2 separate regions of the Homo sapiens genome follow, and region 2 is linked to region 1. Evidence: chromatin contacts called from ENCODE Hi-C or POLR2A ChIA-PET data. All regions are on one chromosome and are shown on one strand. The core of a region is the stretch at or near the end of the contact, and the rest is flanking DNA. Distances in the headings are between cores, read along the strand shown. Region 1 holds the start of GATA2-AS1 (GATA2 antisense RNA 1). Region 2 has its middle 21 kb from the start of LINC01565.

Region 1 (4,148 bases), core at 795-3,294:
GGAGCCCCAGCCCAGATCCGGCGAGAAAGAGCACCAGTCCCGGGTGGGAGGAAAGCCCAAGGCTCAAAACGAAAGGAAGGCGGGGGAGGGGGTTCAGCCACGCACACTCACGTGGTGACCCGCGGCTCCAGAATCACACACCCGTGCACATGGGGTCACGCCCGGGGACGGGTCCCGACACCAGTGACCCCAACAAACGCACAGAGCAGCACTTCAGTCAGACACTCACACTGAGCCCCCCCGCCCGGTAGACAAACACATGAACACAGACTCAAAAGTTGGAGACAGGCGCCCGGGCACCCAGTGTGGCACTTGATCCCAGCGACACGCACACACCCACACTTGGCGCCAGATACACATACTGATCTCAACCCCGAAAACATGCACACGCAGCCCCCTGAGCGCAGTACTAAGCGGCACAATCAGGACCTCTCAACAAAGCACACCAAAGCAGTCGCCCGCAGCCTGGCCCCCCGCCCTAAGTCCCCCCAGAGTCCCCTCAAAGCTAGGAGCGCCCCAGGCCCCCAGCCGGCTCTCAAACCCCAAACTTACACACGCAGCCGTGGGGAGGGGAGGGACTCGGCCTCTGAGAGTGAAGGAGTTCCGGCGGGAGCCCCGAGGGCGACGGGCCCAGGGACAGCACGTCCGGAGGCTGGCGGGGCTTACAGGGTAGGAGCTGGGGGTAGAGTGCGCCTCGGCCTCGGGCCCTCCCGGCTCCGGCCCCTCGGCATCCTCCGGCCGCCCTGGCGCCAGCTGCCGACTCCTGCACAGACATGAAGCGGGGGCCGCGCACGCCTAAGAAGCCCAAGCCAGCCAATCAACGCCGCGCGCCTCCCAGCCTCCGCCTCCCATTGGCTGCGTCCGCAATTCCCGAACCGCTGGACTCCGGGACTGACCCGCGGGCCGGCCCCCCTCAGCCGGCGGGCCCCCTCCCTGCGCGCTCCTGGCGGCCCCTGCTGCCAACGCGCCCCACCACTAAGGGACCCTCACCCCAAGGCCCGACCCCTGCAGCCCCTCTTGCGAACACTCCGGGATCCCTCGATGCTCTGGGCCTCCCTAGCAGTAACTAACCACCAACTGCCCCCTCCCCAGGAGCCCGGGCCGCACACCCTCTGGATGGCCTCTCCCCGAGACCCTAACCCCGCCACGCTCCTTCACCGCTGAACGTGGTCAGTCCGAGCGCAGTTACCTACCCAGACCGTTCCCTCCCCTAGCTCGGGCGCTGTCTGGGTGGACTGGGGGTTGGGATGGTTCGGACGACAGCGGCGGAACAGCAGGAGCCGAGAGGGGCAGAGAGGGGCAGGAACTACAGGGCTCTAGAGGGCACCTGGGCCTCGGACACGCGGCCGCTCAGGGCTGTGCTTGACCCAGTGGAGGTGGCCCGGCCGGTGGCTCCAGAAAGGGGGAGGGGGCACCCCTCCCCGGGCGTGGCCTTCGCAGGCCAACGGGCCCAATTGCCTGGGGCGAGGCCGTGGAGACCCGGACTGGCGCCGGCGCCAGCTGGAGGGAGACGCCCCCGGGCAAGAGGTGGCATTTTTTTTCCTCCGGGGGGGGTCCCCGAGGTGGCCTCTGGTGAGGGGGAGGCGGTGGTCTGAGGTCTCCGTCTTCTAAGTCACCTGGAAGTGCTCCCCACTCACTTCTAGCCCGGAGATCGGCTCTATGGTTCGTGTGGGCCGGGCGCACAAGTCTTCCTCCCTCCCATTGTACAGACTGGGGAGACGGAGGCTCGAAGGGAGCCCCGGGCCGAGGAGGGAGGTCCAGGACAAAGGCATTTTGGGGGACCTAGACAGGTGCCGAGTACTGGGGGGACTCAACAGCGTCCTCCAGCCCTCTTCCCTGTTGGGCCCGAGGCTCCCGGGGTAGATGTCCAGAGGGCCCCCAGGTGGGTCGGGGGCAGGAGGAGGGCTGGGGTCCCGGCCACCCCCGGGAGAGTGGGGGAGGGGCGGCGGGATTGACAGTCGGTAATTGGGTAACTGGAGGCGGCTTCTCCGGCCGGGCGGCCCCGCCACCGCGACGCCGAGCCCCTGACGTCACCCGATTCGCCAGGAAATGAACTTTTTAATAATCCGAGGAGGGAGGAAAGCCCTCGGTCCCCTCGGCTCCGGGGGCGCCCGGCTGGGCCCAGCTCCGCGGGCGCGCCCCCGTCACCCCCTCCCAGGCCAGTTCAGGGCAGCGCCAAGGGGCCGCGGGCTCAGGCTGAGGCCTCCTCCTGCCTAGGCGTCTGGCGTCCGTTTGTCTGTCCGAGGCCTCAGCGCAGGTAAAGCGCGGGGCTGGGGGGCGCAGAGCTCCATTGGGCTGGGAACCAGCGCGTCTCGTGCCCTTGGGGGACCCGCCTGCCCGAGCCGCCTGCTAAGCCTCCCGCTCCCCTCCACGCTGGAGCGCGCGGAGCCCGGTCTGCTCGGAACTCCACTCTGCGGGAGCGGAGGCCGGCGCCAGCCCGGGAAGCCGCGCAGGGGGCGGGAGGCCGAGCGCGAGGCCCTTGGCGCCGGGCCTCCGCGGCCAGGCCGGGCAGGTGAGCAGTCTCCGTGCCTCCCGGTTGGCGTTCCCCTCAACGCGTGCGGTCCCGCCGGGGCCCACTGTCTCTCCGTCCGTCTGTCTCTCAACTTTTCCCATCCTTTAGCTTACGATTCTTCATCAACTCGTAAAATGAGATCGCCGCGGAGCTCGAGCCTATTTGGCGTCTCCGGAGACTAGCAAGACCCTCTGAAAGACACCGCGTCCCCAGGGATAATCCCCCGTGTCCGGCAAAGCTGCCCCGCTCGAGCGCGAACCCTGGGACCCAGCGCGGGAGGCAGACCAGCAGCTGGCCGCTGGGCTGTGAACGCCAGGACCGAGCGGAAGCTTCCCGCCCGGCCGCGATCGGTGCCGCGGCTCTCAGGGAAGTGGCTACGCGCGTCCCTCGGGAAAGCAGGTAATTCGCCTTTTTCTCCCACCGGCGCGGTAAAAATTACCCTCCCCCTCCCCGTTCCGTGTGTATTCCCAGTTTCAGCGCAGCGAGCTCGGCGTCTAACCCCTCCGCGGCAGGGTCCCGGCCACTGCGGTAGTGGAGGTGGCCAGCCTGGCTGAGTCCCCTGCCCAAACGTCAGCCCTGTGCTGCCGCCTGCCTGACGCAGAGCGGAGCGAGGGAGGGGATTTAATTACCCCGCTCGGCAGCTCAGAAAATCGCCGCACAGAGGGGCTTAGCAGGACGGTTAAGGAGTGCTTGAGCAGGGGCCTCGGGAGACCCGAACCAGCCTCCTTGCCCGCAATCCGGTGTAGAGGAAAAAAAGGAAACAGGAGTTCTGCCAGGTCCTTTCAGGCCTTGGGGTTGCCTTCCTCGACAACGCAGGCAGGAGCCGGCTTGACCGAAGCCTCCACCTCGGTTGCAGGTCCTGCGTAGGATGCGGGACTGCTGCATTCTCTGGCGGAAACGAACCCGCCTGGGAGAGAGAAATGCGACGCCAAGTAGCAGGGCGCCCAGCTGGCCAATAAAGAGGGACCCGCGCTCGACAATGTCTGTGTGTGCCAGGCAGACCGAGGGACACCAACCGGGCCCCTCCCCATTAGGCCGAAGACATGGTCCTCCCACCTTGGGCCCCAAACAAACTCCCGGGGAGGGTCAACGCAGCCCCCAGAATCTGCTGGGGTCTTGAGGCGCTGTTCCAGGCCTGGTGAGAGCAGATTTACTCCAATTTATGGGCTGGAACTTTGGGGTCCCCAAAACACCTTTAGAGGGACGCGTTCCCTTTTTCAGTACTTTGTTCGTTCGGGAGTATAGTTGGAAATGCTGGCGCTGCCTTTGATCACATTAAGAAGCTGTCACTTTCCTTACTTGGGAACAAGATTTCTCTGAGGACTGGAGAAGGTCAGCCAGGAAGCAGAATTTTCGAAGGACCCTTTTGGCCCGAGAACTCACAGCGGCGATCGCCACCATTTGACCTGGGTGCTTCTGCCTGGGAGCTGGGGAGGTAGCAGATCTGGTGCCCGGTTCTAGAGTGCTTCTCAGGCCTCTACTAAGCCGCGGGTGCCAGGTGGGGACACAGAGATGCCCAGGTCTCCCCGGCCGTCCAGCCCCCCCCCCCCTCTGAGCCCTTTGTTTAAAGTTAGCTCATCCGAGGCGGCCCCTTTGGGACCATAAGTTTGCCCTCCCTTTGTAACCTAATTCTTCT
Region 2 (4,148 bases), core at 846-3,345, 66 kb after region 1:
GGACTTTGGGAGGCCGACACGAGTGGATCACCTGAGGTCTGGAGTTCAAGACCAGCCTGGCCAACATGGCAAAACCCCGTCTCTACTAAAAATACAAAAAAAAAAAAAAATTAGCAGGGCGTGGTGACAGGCACCTGTAATCCCAGCTACTTAGGAGGCTGAGGCAGGAGAATCGCTTGAACCAGGAGGCAGAGGTTTCAGTGAGTAGAGATCGAGCCACTGCACTCCAGATTGGGTGACAAGAGTGAGACTCGATCTCAAAAAAAAAAAAAAAGGAAGTGAATGAAGAGCAAAAGGAGACCACTGTGGGCAACTAAGAACACAGTCCAGGCAGAGCGAACAGAGGGCAAAGCCCTTGGTGTGGTAAGGAAATCACTGTGTCCAGGGAGCAGACACAGCTACATGCCCCGGTGTGGCCGTGTGGCTTGAAGCTGAGTAAGCAAGAGAGGAAGGGAGGAACAGGCTCACAGAGGAGCTGGAGAGGTCACAGAAGCTCCCTGATGACCAGAGCCTCTGTTCAGCCAGAACACTCCAGTGGAACACCTTGTGTCCACTAACGAGGCCTTGCCACTAATTTGGCAAAGAAGTAAATAATGTGTTAAAACTCAGATGTCCTAAGTTCTGGTTTTCCAAAAAGGCAGGAACCATACACACCAATCACCAGGGACCAGACAAAAAGCACGAAAAGTGAATCACAGGAGAGGGAACCAGAGGGAACCACTGGTTCCCAAACACCAGACCAGAGAGGACCAAGCAGGTCCACCCAGATGAGAGGGAGAGAAGGTAAGGATTTCAGGTCAGATTCTAGGTCAAACAGGACTTTTCTGGTGGCAGGTGGCAGTGACCCAACAGAACTGTCTTAACTGAAATGAGCATTGTTGATATAGGTAGCTGGAAAAACCCAGACACGGGTAGGCTCTGAGTCACTGGGGCCTAAACACAACTGGTCAGCCAGCGCTAGCTTCTGTCTTGGAGCTCAGCCCACCTCCTCAGATGACCGCACTCTCCTCCTGGTGGCAGGATGGCTGCAGCAGTTCCAGGCCTTACCTCTGCTCAGCCCTGAGGCCATGGAGAAACAGGCAATGCCTCTGGTTGACTATGGTCATACCCATCTCCGAGTCAGCTGCTGTGGGCAAAGGAATGCAAGGATTGACTAGGTATGGCTGAGGTGACCCCCATTAGGGCGTGATGGGGTCAGCCGCAGTCAAATCACACGGGCTAAGAGTGGGTGAGCGAATGAAGGTGAATGTCAAAAGAAGAGGGAGCGGATGCTGGTCCACCGGAGACTTACAGCAAAGGGGCACCTACACCGCAGCGCCACTGCTGCTAAGAATTAGCAGTCACGGAGGCTCCGAGCTCCTGTCAGATTGAGCACTTTACTCGTGACCCCTCAGCCCATACCGACAACGGCAGGACGGGCACTCCTCATCCACGAGGGCAATGACTGTGTATCAAGCACCTTCTGAGCGCCAGGCCTTGTTCTAAGTGTCCCGGCGTCCCCAGTGAAGCAGGCGAAATAAGCCACGGTGTGGAGGCAGGGAGTGCCTCCCAAGACCCCGAGACCGCTGAGGGCAGAGGAGGGTTATTTAAAGGCAGCACTTGAAGACCCAGGAATCACTCCTGGGGGCGCAGCCTTGCACAGCTAGAGGGCCTGTGGGTTTGAGGAGCCTCAGGGTTGGGGGCGCCGTGGCCGGTGAGGGAGTGAGGTCAGAGGGGAGGGGAGGGCTGGCATCCTTGGGAAGGCTCGAATAGAGGGGAGGCTTGGTGTGAACGATACCCTGCCGGCTGCGTGTGGAGGGGAGGCTGTGGCCTGGGCGGAAGGCAGGAGTCCCGGGAGGGGCAGCGGGGACGGGGACCCTGAGGCCCAGGGGATTGGGCTCAGGGGCCGGATTCAGGATGCTTTCCGCGCAGAGCCAGCCGCAGAAGGGGCATGGGAAAGAGCCTCATCTACGCACGAGAAAACCGGGCCGAGAGTCAAGAGCCAAGGCGGGGCTGCCGTTCCAGGGCGCGAGCCGGGCCGTCCCCCACCTCGATCCTGTGCGCCCTGCCTCGGGCGGCCAGGGTGCGCGCGGCGGCCGCGGGCGCTGCGGAGAGACCGGCGGAGGCCGGGGCACCCGGCGTGTTTTTCAGGAAGGAAGCCTTCGCTCCTGTAACAGGCTGGGGCTTGGCCCGGCCCGCGGCCGCCCCGCCAGGAAGCGCCCCGTCCGCCCCCTCGGGGCGCGTCCGCGGCAGGCACTTTTGAGGACAGGAAGGGGAGAGGTGACCTGAGCATCCACGCAGCTGTGGCATTCGGGGACGGGCCGAGGACTGGGTTTCTTGCCATCCTCAGCGCTGGGGGTGACTCCAAGCCCCCGGGTGGGGGTGGGGAGTGGCCGGGCATGGCGCCCGGCTCCACAATGCATCGCCTTACCCGGCCGGAATTCCTGCAGGACGCTTTGTTCTCAGATGGCAGCGCTGCTAGAGCCATCGGACCTGTGAGGGGGGGGCGCCCGGGGCAGGCCAGAGCCAGGCCTCAGGAAGCCCGCAGCGGCTGCGGCGCTGGGCATTGCCCCACATGCCCGCCACCCTCCCCCGGGCACCCCCCACCCACCGGCGCCACAGTCCCCCCAGCGCCCCCCGCCCCTGGAGCCGCCTGGAAACTGGGCCAGGTCCAGCTGGACAGGCTGTGTCAACTCCAGCTGGGGGGCTTCGCGGAAGCCACCCATTTCCTGCGGCCGTGCAGGCTGTCTGCAGCAGAGACCACCCCACCAAGTTCCCGCCTCTCCCTCCCACCTAGCCCTCAATGGCAACCTACTGGACACTGAGCGAGGGTGGTCTCTGGATGGCCCCCAATGGACACTCTGAAACCTGTCCCTACCCCAGCCCCTGCCCCAGCCCTGGCAGGCCATGTGACATCAGGAGAGCAGTTTACCCTCTCTGGGCTTCAGCTTCCTGCTCTAAAGGAGACCAGAGACTCCCACTTCGGTGCAGTAAAGCAAAGCATCCCTGAGAAAAGAGCCTTTCCGCTTTGGAGAACTGAAGCGGAATGATGGAACCAGAACACTCTGGAGGGAAAGCACATTAATTTCAGTACTGCCTTGTGCTGTTACTTCGGTTGGAATTTTTAAAAACAACCACATCCAGCACTTACTCTGCACTAGGCACTGCTCTAACTCCTCACCTACATGCAGGTGCCAGCAGCAGCCGCCTTGCCCTCTCTAACAAGGGGGCGAAGGTAGCAGGGAGAGGTGGACACGGTGCCCAGAGCCAGGTCACTGACAACTGGATGAGACCCTGGCATCTTGGCCCAGGGCCCACGGTCACAGACGCTGAACCACACGCATTCTTAGGACCCAATTTTTAGAGGAAAGTAGGTTGTTGCCCAAAACTGCGTGCCGGTGTGGTGTGCATGTGTGTGAGAGTATGAGAGTGTCTGTATGAATGTGCATCTGAGTGTGTTCTGAGCGTGTGTGGGTGTGGTGTGTGAGTTGTAAGACTGCGTCATGTGTAGATGTGTGTGTGTGTGTGAGAGTGTGTGTTGTGTGTGTGATAGTCTAGAAACCTCCTGAGAAGAGCTGGTGAGGAACTAGAGAGTGGGGCAGGGGTGAGACTTTGGGATGCGCCTGAAAAACTTAAAGCGCCGTTACTCAAAGTTGAATTGTTTTTCTAAAGTCCTAATGCAAACAACATGTGGGGCAGGGCCCAGATGGTGCCCGGGAGCCCCTGACAGGGTCCTCAGGAAACAGGTGCTCCTGGAATGTTTCCTGCCGCGGGGCTGTGGCAGCAAGCAGGTCACCAGGCTCTTCATTACTGTCAGGAGGGCCCAGCTGCAGCCCCGTCCAGCTGGGTGGAAACCCATGGCCACCGGTCACGAAAGTGCAGGCCTTGGTGGGGACAGGCCCACAGCTCTGCGTTCCCAGCTTCCCCAGCCGGTGTGAGGTGCAGCTCTGGGCTGGGCCCCCGTGTGAGGAAGCCTTGCTCCACCAGCTCCATGGGGTTAGTGGCAAGAAGGTTATGAGCATCCTTAAGTTGCAAAGCTATTGCCAATTATTTCCCCAAAGTGTTGTACCTAGCTGTGAATGCTAGGAATTGCTTCTCTATACCTTCTACAAGCAGGGAGTATCCTTGCAGTCTGATAGAGGACAAAGACATCTTCCAAAGGAAGGATT

Evidence for each region. Hi-C counts contacts between places; a loop is a spot of excess contacts on that map. ChIA-PET counts read pairs that join two places held with the same protein, here RNA polymerase II (POLR2A). Pooled maps may share reads with other maps.
Region 2: a map of endothelial cell of umbilical vein shows a loop between it and region 1 (3-fold over the local background). The contact joins the enhancer-like site here to the promoter of GATA2-AS1 in region 1. A Hi-C loop is called at or near these places in 8 of 168 maps with a recorded cell type or tissue (K562, Right ventricle myocardium inferior, cardiac septum and 3 more) and 7 of 50 pooled maps. POLR2A ChIA-PET finds 5 or more read pairs at or near these places in 2 of 52 experiments (BJ and K562).

What each region holds. Positions count from the first base shown.
Region 1 is chr3:128,487,159-128,491,306 of GRCh38, forward strand. GATA2-AS1 (GATA2 antisense RNA 1) reads left to right here and starts at 2,045. Exons shown (of 3, transcript NR_125398.1): 1 at 2,045-2,512; 2 at 2,621-2,911. The region is part of intron 1 of GATA2 (GATA binding protein 2); the gene reads right to left. RefSeq lists enhancers at 1-581, 1,549-2,359, 2,360-3,171, 3,172-3,981, a cis regulatory region at 513-2,294 and a silencer at 669-868.
Region 2 is chr3:128,553,323-128,557,470 of GRCh38, forward strand. No RefSeq gene overlaps it. Among named protein-coding and RNA genes, the nearest start is that of LINC01565, 21 kb to the right of the region's middle. Within about 2 kb of position 2,096, at least 10 of the 41 ENCODE cell types and tissues checked have a DNase peak (open chromatin) inside an H3K27ac peak, as active enhancers do; they include endothelial cell of umbilical vein, heart left ventricle and heart right ventricle, where a contact is called at or near this core.